3 separate regions of the Mus musculus genome follow, and regions 1 and 3 are each linked to region 2. Evidence: chromatin contacts called from ENCODE Hi-C or POLR2A ChIA-PET data. All regions are on one chromosome and are shown on one strand. The core of a region is the stretch at or near the end of the contact, and the rest is flanking DNA. Distances in the headings are between cores, read along the strand shown. Region 1 has its middle 22 kb from the start of Gm6721. Region 2 holds the start of Pwp1 (PWP1 homolog, endonuclein). Region 3 holds the start of Prdm4 (PR domain containing 4).

Evidence for each region. A loop is a pair of places that touch in the nucleus more often than their neighbours do. ChIA-PET counts read pairs that join two places held with the same protein, here RNA polymerase II (POLR2A).
Region 1: a loop to region 2 is called in a map of T-helper 1 cell, with 2.4 times the contacts of the local background. The contact joins the enhancer-like site here to the promoter of Pwp1 in region 2. A Hi-C loop is called at or near these places in 2 of 37 maps with a recorded cell type or tissue (T-helper 1 cell and T-helper 17 cell).
Region 3: a map of heart shows a loop between it and region 2 (4-fold over the local background). The contact joins the promoter of Prdm4 here to the promoter of Pwp1 in region 2. A Hi-C loop is called at or near these places in 8 of 37 maps with a recorded cell type or tissue (T-helper 1 cell, T-helper 2 cell, gastrocnemius and 2 more). POLR2A ChIA-PET finds 5 or more read pairs at or near these places in 3 of 5 experiments (Patski and embryonic stem cell).

The regions. Positions count from the first base shown.
Region 1 is chr10:85,828,232-85,831,373 of GRCm38, reverse strand. It overlaps the pseudogene Gm19624. Among named protein-coding and RNA genes, the nearest start is that of Gm6721, 22 kb to the right of the region's middle. Within about 2 kb of position 1,736, at least 2 of the 3 ENCODE cell types and tissues checked have a DNase peak (open chromatin) inside an H3K27ac peak, as active enhancers do.
Region 2 is chr10:85,869,959-85,873,214 of GRCm38, reverse strand. Pwp1 (PWP1 homolog, endonuclein) reads right to left here and starts at 1,384. Exons shown (of 15, transcript NM_133993.3): 1 at 1,201-1,384. The coding sequence starts at 1,272.
Region 3 is chr10:85,915,271-85,918,492 of GRCm38, reverse strand. It overlaps Prdm4 (PR domain containing 4), which reads left to right and starts at 1,507. Exons shown (of 12, transcript NM_001302886.1): 1 at 1,507-1,685; 2 at 1,764-1,969.

The DNA of each region.
Region 1 (3,142 bases), core at 487-2,986, 42 kb after region 2:
TAGTGTATGAAGTTTCCAATTTCTCCCTGTCCCTGACAACTGTTGTTTTATTATGGCCAGCAGAGTAGTGGTTCTGACTGCAGATTGCATTTCTCTGGATGTTAGAAAATGAGCACCTCTACACAGGCTTTTGGCTCAGAGGGTCACTTCAGAACATGGAGGAGGAGGTGGGGGGAGGAGGAGAGGGAGGAGGAGGAGGAGAGGGAGGAGGAGGAAGAGGAAACAGTCTTGTTTCAGGCTAATAGGATCACAAGGGCAGAGGATCAAACTGTATCTTCAGTTCAAGGAAGTCATCGGTACAACTGACACAGTGTTCAGCAGGTTAGAAAGCAGTTGGTGGACAGTGGGAGGGACATAAAGAGTCAGTGGCTTTTGCTTTGGAAGCAGGAAGATACTGGTGAGTTTTGAGGAGAACTACATGGCCTGACTCCAGGATAAAAAAGAGCGATGGAAGTTCTGTTGAAACGTTTCAGGGAAAGCAGGAGTGGAGGGCAGAAGATGGGCAGGAAGCTACTGTCTTAACTGAAGAGAGAAACTGACAGTGACTTGGCTAGGGTAGGCACAAGTGTGGGGATCAAAGTGAGCGGATGTGGGTGTATTGTCCATATCTACCCAGTGGCATTTGCTGAGGCACACAATAAGAGATGAATTAGGATGAGACCTGGGGTTCAGCCTAAAGAACTATGAGAATACAGTTGTCTCTTTTGCTGTCCTAATGAGTGAGTTATGCTGGACACCTAAAACAAAGCATCTTAGCTGTTCTCCCTAAGGCAGCACTGAGTGCCAACTTTGGGCAGCCACCACGGTCTCCTCTCTATTGCTCTCTCCACAAACCTTTCAGTCATAACAGTGGTGGCTGGAATAATTGCAAAAGACAAGGTAGGTAATGGACATAAATCCCTTAAATAATAGGAAAGCATTCAGCATCCTATAGCAGCCAGCCACCTTGGCCTCTAAGTCTATCAGTAAAGATTCTCTACTAGCCAGATGGAGGCCTAGGACCCTTAGTACCACTTATTTTAGAGACAGTGGTTTTGTGTTGCTTTCTCCCCACTTACAGGTAGCTGCTGCTAACAACCCTTGCACATCTTCAATAGTAATGAGATGAATCAAGTCAACCTCACAGGATCAAATTCTAGGCATTATTTCCTGGATAAAGTGCAGCTGGCAACTACTCCTACAGAAATGAGACACAAAACTGCATTTCCATGGAAAGTTCGTGACACTTTCTGTTCCACTAAGTTTCTTGACGCTGTGTGTGTGTGTGTGTGTGTGTGTGTGTGTGTGTGTGTGTGTGTATTTTTCTCCCTCACTCCCGCGGCACGGTTTCTCTGTGTATCCCTGGAACTCGCTCTGTAGACCAGGCTAACTCACAACTATTAGACAGAGTCTTGAGTGTTAAGAGTGAGTGAGCACAAGTTATCCAAACACTGGGGACAATCTAAAAGTCAAGAGGGACTGAGCAAAGTGGACTGAACGCGAGGGTCTCACCCCGAGGATGGGCACGCGCCCTACAGCACTCACCAGGTCAGGCCGATAGTACCAATGCACGGCCAGGGCCCAGGCTCACATGGCCAGGAGGCTGGAGAAGAGCATTTTCAAGTAGGCGGACCAGGGTACGCCCCCGGGCATGGTGGAGAGCTGGCAGGGACGGAAAGGGCACAGCGTTAGAGGGCTGGGTAGCCTTCAGATGGCCTGACCGTTGACCCTGGGTGGCTGAGTCGCGACACCGCCTCGGGTGCCCCCCCCGCAACTTCCTCCCCCCGCGACCAGCGAGCGGGGCACCTGCTCGCTGCAGCCAGGGCCTGCCGAGCAGGGGAAGGAGGGCTCGGCGGTTCCTCGCTCCCTCAGCCACTCAGGGAGACGGTGGAGCCCCTCGCTCCTTCCCATGACTAAGCGCGCATGAGACTGTACCGCGGAGTGCACGCGCGCAGGGAGACAGGTCACAGGGTCGCTCCAGAACCAGGACCGACCTCCAGCGGGCAGGAACCAAAGTACACGGTCCGACGCAGCGACGGAGAGGAAAGCGGGGCAATGCGCGCGCTTTGTTTCTGAAGGAAGTGGGGCACTGGAATTTTGGGGGGCTGTTTTGTTTGACCGTTTCCACCCCTTAGTCAGCTTGGGATCCTAGTTGGTCACTGTCCCAATCCTGCTTTTGCCATTCCTGGCCACTGTGGTGTTTACAGCATCCTTTGATCTTTCGCACAAAGGAAATGGCACGTGCCCCACGTGGGTAGGAAGAGGCGGGGTTTCGCAGCTCAGAACTTGCAAGGGCAAAGGGAAGATCACACTACAGCACCCCTTCTTAACTGCTTCCTGGGGGTCATCTACCAGATTTCCTGTCTAGCCGATATTTACAAGTCACAGCAAAAGGAAAAATCACAGTTATAAAATAGCAACAAAATTGTATTGTTGAAGCTCACCACAGCCTGAGGGTATTAAATAAAAAATCCTGAGGGTGTTGCAGGGTGGAAGCATTAGGAAGGTTTGAAAGACCCTGAGAGGAGCCCCTTGCTCAGGCCTCAGGACAATAGGGGAAACCCAAGAACTCACGATAGACCAAGCTTGATGCAAACCACATGAGGCTTTATTCGGGGAAAGCCAGAGCTCTGAGGACGACTCATATCCCACGCAGGGGTAGAGGAGTTGACCTCGAGGGGAAAGAGGTCCCAGTTTTTATAGGCTCTCAGGGGAGAAAGGAGAAGGGGGGGGGGAAGTAGGGGATTTCCAGATCTAAACAACGTCTATTCTCAAGAAATGGGTATGGGAGGGGTACAAGGAAAGAGTCTGGTGCAGGTGTAGCAACTCTGGATTGGCCGGGCTGTGGTTGCTGGGGAGATTTTCTGACTCTTTCTCAGCAACCAATATCACAAACACCTGGCAATGGGCTTTTTCAGTGGGCACACACATGGGTTCAAGGAATGGTCAAAACATTGGCAGACACACAGGTTCAAGGAGTGGCCAGACATTGTGTACCTCTATTTTTCTAAATCAGTGAAGCTAGTTCTGCTAACAGTGACATCTATCTTGCCAATTTCAGGGCTTCTGTGACCTTTTATATTCTGTCAGGATCTTTCAGGTTGAGAACCACTGCTCTAGAGAGAGCAGCTCAAAGCTTTATTCTCCTGGTTCCTGCGGTTCT
Region 2 (3,256 bases), core at 135-2,634:
AATCTCCCTGAGAATGACATTCAATTCTGCCTGAGAAAGATCCAGAAATTAAAGACTGAAAAACTCCGGGGAAGGCCGGAGGTCAGTCGGTAAAGCTTTTGTTGAGCAAGCATGTGGATCTAAGTTCCATCCCAGAAGCCACTCAAAAGCTGGGTGTAGTGTAGGGGACACCTGTAATCCCAGCACTAGGGACTACAGAGACGAGAATTTCTGGTGCCTTGGCCAGCCACTCTATCTCGATTGACTAACGCTGGGTTCAATCAGACAGCGCACACATACACAAACACATGAACATGGGCATACATACATACACATACACACACACAAAGGTATTTGTATTGCTTGGGGTTGGGGCATGACAACTAGGGATTTTTAAGACTCTCTTAATACTTCGAAAGCTGTGTATGGCCCTTTTAAAATGAAAACAATTTTCTTTTGGAGAATTTTTAATAAGGCAAGTGTTGTCCCTATCCTATAAATATACACTGCTTGCTTGCTGTTGGCAAAACACCAGAGAAAACAGTGACTAAACACTACCTGCACTCTGGTAGAATTTACACCTATAAGGAGTATTTCCATCCCTCACCGCATGTAAATTCATGTCGAGGCCACTCCCACGTCTATCACATATCGAGTTGTCACTACTCAGACAATTACACCCATAGCAACCCCTTCACTTCTTTTAGGACACTTACAACCCCTGACATCCCGAAAGTCAAGAACAGGGCTTTGCCCTATATCGCTCCAACATATCCCGGAACTCCAGGCTCCGCTTGGCTTGCAGAAAACACTGTGTAATGAACAAAACCGCCTGAGTAACCGGCTTCCTTTGCCACGGTCTCCAGCTTTTGTACAACTTCCTTCATACTGTGTTACACTGACACCTTGTTCTCTCTGCCCCATAACGTTTTATCCGGATCACCGTAAGAAACTCGTAACAAGCAAACACCCCCGCCCCTTCCCAGTGCACAAAAAGTCCACGTGTTCGTGCATCTCAGGGATGGGATCGGGGTTCCCGCTCCGGGCAGGGAAGGGGCGCGCGGTCTCTGCTCGCCCGGGTCACCGGAGCCACACCTCACATGGCTACAGTCCCGGCCAACCTGGCAGGTCCCATCGCGTGGCTCCTGCTGGGCGCGTGCTGCCCCAGACGGGGCCGAGCCCACGGCCATGCCGTGGCATCTCCCCATACACAGGCCTCACCTTGTCTGGAGTCTCTTTGGCCACGCCGCGGCGGACCCAGGCCACGCAGGTCACTTGGCGGCTGCGGTTCATGATCTTCGGTTTGAACCCGGCGCAGGTTGGAGCCCTGGGAGCTGGGAGACACTACTCTTGAGCTCCGCGGAGGGGAACAACGCGCAGGCGCGGGCGCTCGCTGACGTCACTCGCAGGCGCCAAGGGGAAGGGGAGGGGAATTTGCATGAGATGGGCGGGGCCGTATGCAAATCTACGACTGCTTCCTGTGGAGTTTCTATCTCCTTCCTCCTATTCTTCCATAAGAGTTCCCAAGCTCCATCCACTGTTTGGCTGTGTCTGTATCTGTCTGAATCAGCTACTGGGGGGAGCCTCTCAGAGAACAATATGCTTCTGTCTGCAAGCATAGCAGAGTTTCATTAATAGTGTTAGGGATTGGTGCTTGCCCACTGGACGGGTCTCAAGTTGAAATGGTTATTGGTTGGCCATTCACTCAGTCTCTGCTCCCTCCCCTATGCCAGCATTTCTTGTAGACAGGATAAATTTTGAGTTGAAAGTTTTGTGGGTGGGTTGGTGTCTCTATTGGAGTTCCATTCTGGATACAGGAGATGGCCTCTTCAGGTTCCACATCCCCAATGAGAGTCACAGCTAAGGTCACCCCCCACTGATTCTTGGGAGCCTCCCTTATCCCAGGCCTTTGTCTCGTCCTGGAGATGCAGGTTTCCCCCCACTTTGCAGATTTCCATTCATTTTCATGGCCATATAGCTATCTCTCCTGTTCTTCTCCATGCCTGATCCTGAATCCCCCATTTCCCCTCTCTCCCAGTTCCCTCCCTCCATCAGCCTCTTATGACTATTTTATTCCCTCTTCTAAGTGAGATTCAAGCTTCCTTGATTGAGTCTTCCTTCTTGTTTAGTTTCTTTGGTTCTGTGAAGTGGACCATGGTACCTGTATTTTATGGACAATATCCACTTATCACTGAGTACACACCATGCATGCCCTTTTGGGACTGGGTTATCTCACTCAGGATGATATTCTCAAGTTCCATCTATTTGCCTGCAAAGTTCATGATGCCTTAGGTTTTAATAGTTGAATAGTATTCCATTGTGTAGATGTACCATGCCTTTATCCATTCTTCAGGTGAGGGATATCTAGGTTGTTTCCTGTTTCTGGCTATTACAAATAAAACTGTTATGAACATTGATGAACAAGCATCTTTGTGGGATGATGGAACATCTCTTGAGTACATGCCCAGAAGTGGTATGGCTGGGTCTTGAGTTTTCTGAGAAACTGCCAAGTTGATTTCCAAAGTGATTGTATAAGTTTGTACTCCCACCAGCAATAAAGACTGCTCCCCTTGCTCCACATCCTCACCAGCATATGCTATCTCATGAGTTTTTTTTTTTTATCTTAGACATTCTGATGGATGTAAGGTGGAACCTTAGAGTTGTTTTGATTTGCATTTCCCTGATGATTAAGGACTTTGAACATTTCTTGAAGTGCTTCCCTGCCATTTGAGATTCCTCTGAGAATTCTCTGTTTAGCTCTGTACGCCATTTTTTAATTGGGTTATTTGGATTGCTGGTGTCTGCCTTCTTGAGTTCTTTGCAAATTTTGGATACTAGCCCTTTGTCAGATGTATGGTTGGTGAAGATCCTTTCCCAATTTGTCCTAATAACAATGTCCTTTGCCTTACAGAAGCTTTGTAGTTTCATGAGGTCCCATTTATCCATTCTTGATCTTAGAATCTGAGCCATTAGCATTCTGTCCAGGAAATTGTCTCCTATACCAATGTGTTCAAGGGTATTTCTCACTCTCTTCTATGAGACTTCTTAGTGTATCCGATTTTATGTTGAGATGCTCTTTCAAGATCCCTAAAAAATGGTATTAGAATTTTGGTGGGATTGCATTGAATCTGTAGATTGCTTTTGCTAAGATGACCATTTTCACTATCCTACCAATCCATGAGCATGGGAGATCTTTCCATCTTTTGTTATCTTCTTCAATTTCTTTCTTCAGGGACTTGAAGTTCTTGCCATAAAGGTCTTTAGCTTGCTTGGTTAC
Region 3 (3,222 bases), core at 258-2,757, 45 kb before region 2:
TCAGTTGAAGATGTAGAACTCTCAGCTCCTCCTGCACCATGCCTGCCTGGATGCTGCCATGTTCCCACCTTGATAATAATGGACTGAACCTCTGAACGGATAAGCCAGCCCTAATTAAATATTGTCTTTATAAAGATGCCAGGTCTGTCTAGAACTTACTATGTAAACCAGAATGACCTTGAATTTCTGACCTTCCTGCCTTAGTATCCTCAAGTATTGGTAGTACTCGTGTGCACCACTATGCCCCACCTCTTACTTTTTAAATGCATTTTTACACATGACAAAACTCACCAATCTTTACTATTTGATCAATCTTTATAAACATATACAGGCATGTAACCATTATCCAAAATGGTCCCTCATGTCTGTCTTTCTATATAGGCAATTTCATCTCTTCACCTATCACTAACTTCCAACATCCATCAGAGCTGTTAGTAAAGTCTTGGCCTTTTCTAGAATTTTATACAGACTTCTAGTCTTTTGTTTCTGATGTTTTTTTGCTCAGTGTAGAAAGCTTCTAGAGGTCTACCTACATGCAAATAGCTTGTTACTTTTTATTGCTGCCTAGGGCTCCACAACGGTGATTCAGTGCAACTCTTTATTGGTTGATGACAGATCATTAACAAAGTTGCAAGGAACTTAGTACATATGTCTTTGTACATACATACATACATACACACATGTATATGTTTCTGTATTGGGTAAATACTTAGGTATGATTAGTGAATTGTGGGGTATGGGATATTGCCATAAATAGACTGACAAGGTGGCAAAGAGGGTAAGGCTCTTTAGTCCCTGGTACCCACATGTGGGAAAGAGAGTGTAAGTTGTTCTCTAACTTCTTTTACACATGCACATTTGCTTTCACATCCACCCACCCACTCATATGAATAAACATTATGTCAAAAGTTGGCTACCGAGCAGATGTTGTGGTTCCAATGATTATTCTAAGTAAGCACTGTGCCTGTCCGTGCAGAAGGGACGGGAAGGCAAAGAGAGAAGAAAAACACCTGCACAAATCCCAACATCATCTTTTATGATGTGGGAGCAGGGAAACTTCACACAGGGTAAAAGAGTTTCAGAATCGAAACCCGATTACTCCTGGGCCACACCGCCGTCTGGCCCAATCCTATATTTAAAAACGTTGTGTTATGTGGATTCATGCTTCCCTACTTGAGGCCATGCCATCTGGACAGAAAAGCAGAGTCTGGAGAACGTTGGAGTTCAGAACGCACCCCTAGCACGTGTATCAGTTCTGGTCTCCTAGCAACGGCGGAGCGATTATTCGGCCCTCGATTGGATCGGCACCCAGCTGAGCTGCAACACTCTGGGTGGAGCGTCTCTAAGCCCGCCCACTCCCGGGGCTCTGCGGTTCTCCACACGCAGAGAGGGGGCGGTGCGTATCCCCGGAAGAGCGGGTCGGAGCGCAGGCCGTAGGCAGGTAGCACGGACGCAGAGTGGCTGGGAAGCCGGAAACGGGCCCGGAGTGGCTGAGAAGCCGGAAAGGCGCCCCCGAGGGTGCGGCCCCGTGAAGGCGGCGGGCCTGACCGGGCGGGGCCGGGCGGGAAATGTTAGGAGAGCTGTAAACCGGGCGCGGGGTCCCGGGAGGCAGGAGCGTCCGGGCCGACGTTCGGCCCGATGACGAGCCAGGCGGCCGGGCCAGTGCTCCCCAGCGCGGGCCTCAGGTGGGCGACGCGGCGGGGCGGGCTCGAGCGGCCCGGGGCAGGGAAAGGCCACGGCTGATCGCTCTTCTCTTCTTCCAGGTCGGCCAGTCCGGCTGCCAGCGCTTCTGGGAAAACAGCCCCGGGCGCCGCCCAGCATGCCGGGCCCTCGCCGCGGAGCGCAGCCGCCGGCCCTCGGAGACGTCGGGCAGTGCGGGGAGGCGCGGCCACCGGCGGGATGTGGTAGCACGTGACACCGGCCCCATCGCGCACCTAGCAGCCGCCGGCCCCCTGCCCTGGACGTGCAGGTGAGCAGGGCAGGTCCCCAAGGCAGGGCCGAGGGAGCGGGGCGGACGCCGCCGGAGACTCAGTCTTTGTTTGGGTGCCTTCGGGCCACACGTGTGACGCGTAAATGGATTTGAGCACCTGAACCCAATAGAAATATCCAGAGTACTAGTTGGTTCCTGGGGTGATTGTTCTGAGTAGCCGTACATTGTTAGCTGCTTGGCACCTCTTTCCTGTCGTATTTTAGCTTTCGCTATTTTAATTTGGAATGTTACTGTAGTATCATAGTTCTTCACCTTTGGGGGTTTGCGGGTTACTGTAGCCAGGGATGGTGGAGTGCGGAGGTGAAGTTTTTAAATTGTGCAAGTCTCCTGAACTAGAAGGTACTGTGTTAGCGGAGTAGTAAAGACGGAGCAGTATTTAGCTGGGTTCCCCCCCCCCCCGCCCCCAAAAGCTTTTAAAAGGCTGTCAATATAGCGGGGAAGAGAAAACGTATTGACTGAAATTATTGGAGCTGGTTGATGCATTTTGTAAAGTGGCTGTATTCCTGTTAGTTTCTTAAATGTCATTTCCAGAAAACAGCGCGAGGTTTGCAACCAACAATTGATCAACTTCGGTCAGTTAGAAACATAAAAACAGCTAAGAATAATTGGCAGAAGACACAGTGACAAGACAGAAAGAACTCAGTATCCTTTAGGCCTTCTTAGGACGGTGATATGAGGTTGGTAGAATGGCTGTGCCTTGTTGAAGGGGAAGGTCCCTTGGGAGTCACTGTGTGCAGCATTCCTTCCTGGTGTCTTCTGTCTTTGAGTACTTGTGACCTTTGGTTTATGGCTGTTGAGGCCATCACGTTTTGGGGACTCACATCAAACAGAAATCTGCTGAGCCTCTGTTACTAAAGTCTTGTTTGAACGGGTGTGAGAAGGTCCAGAATTTCACACGAGTTATTATTGATGATGACATTGTATAGACGTTCAGGAGCTTTAAGAATAGGAGGTGAAGCCACACACTTAACTCTGCTCTAATAAGTTACTGTAATCTGTATGTTGTATTTAGGCCTTGTGGTTCCAGTGATGGTTGTATTTTAGGTATGGTTGCAGGTGGGAGAATTTAGAGAAGTCTGTTTTAAACTAGCTGGGGCCTAGAGACTTTGCTAAAGTAGCAGTGGCTTCTTTAGGTTACACAGAGTTTCCATTCTTCGTGAGAAGTAACATCCTTTTGTTGATCTTTGGTCCTTCAGATAGTGTACCTCATTTTCCATGTGGTTCTAGCTGTC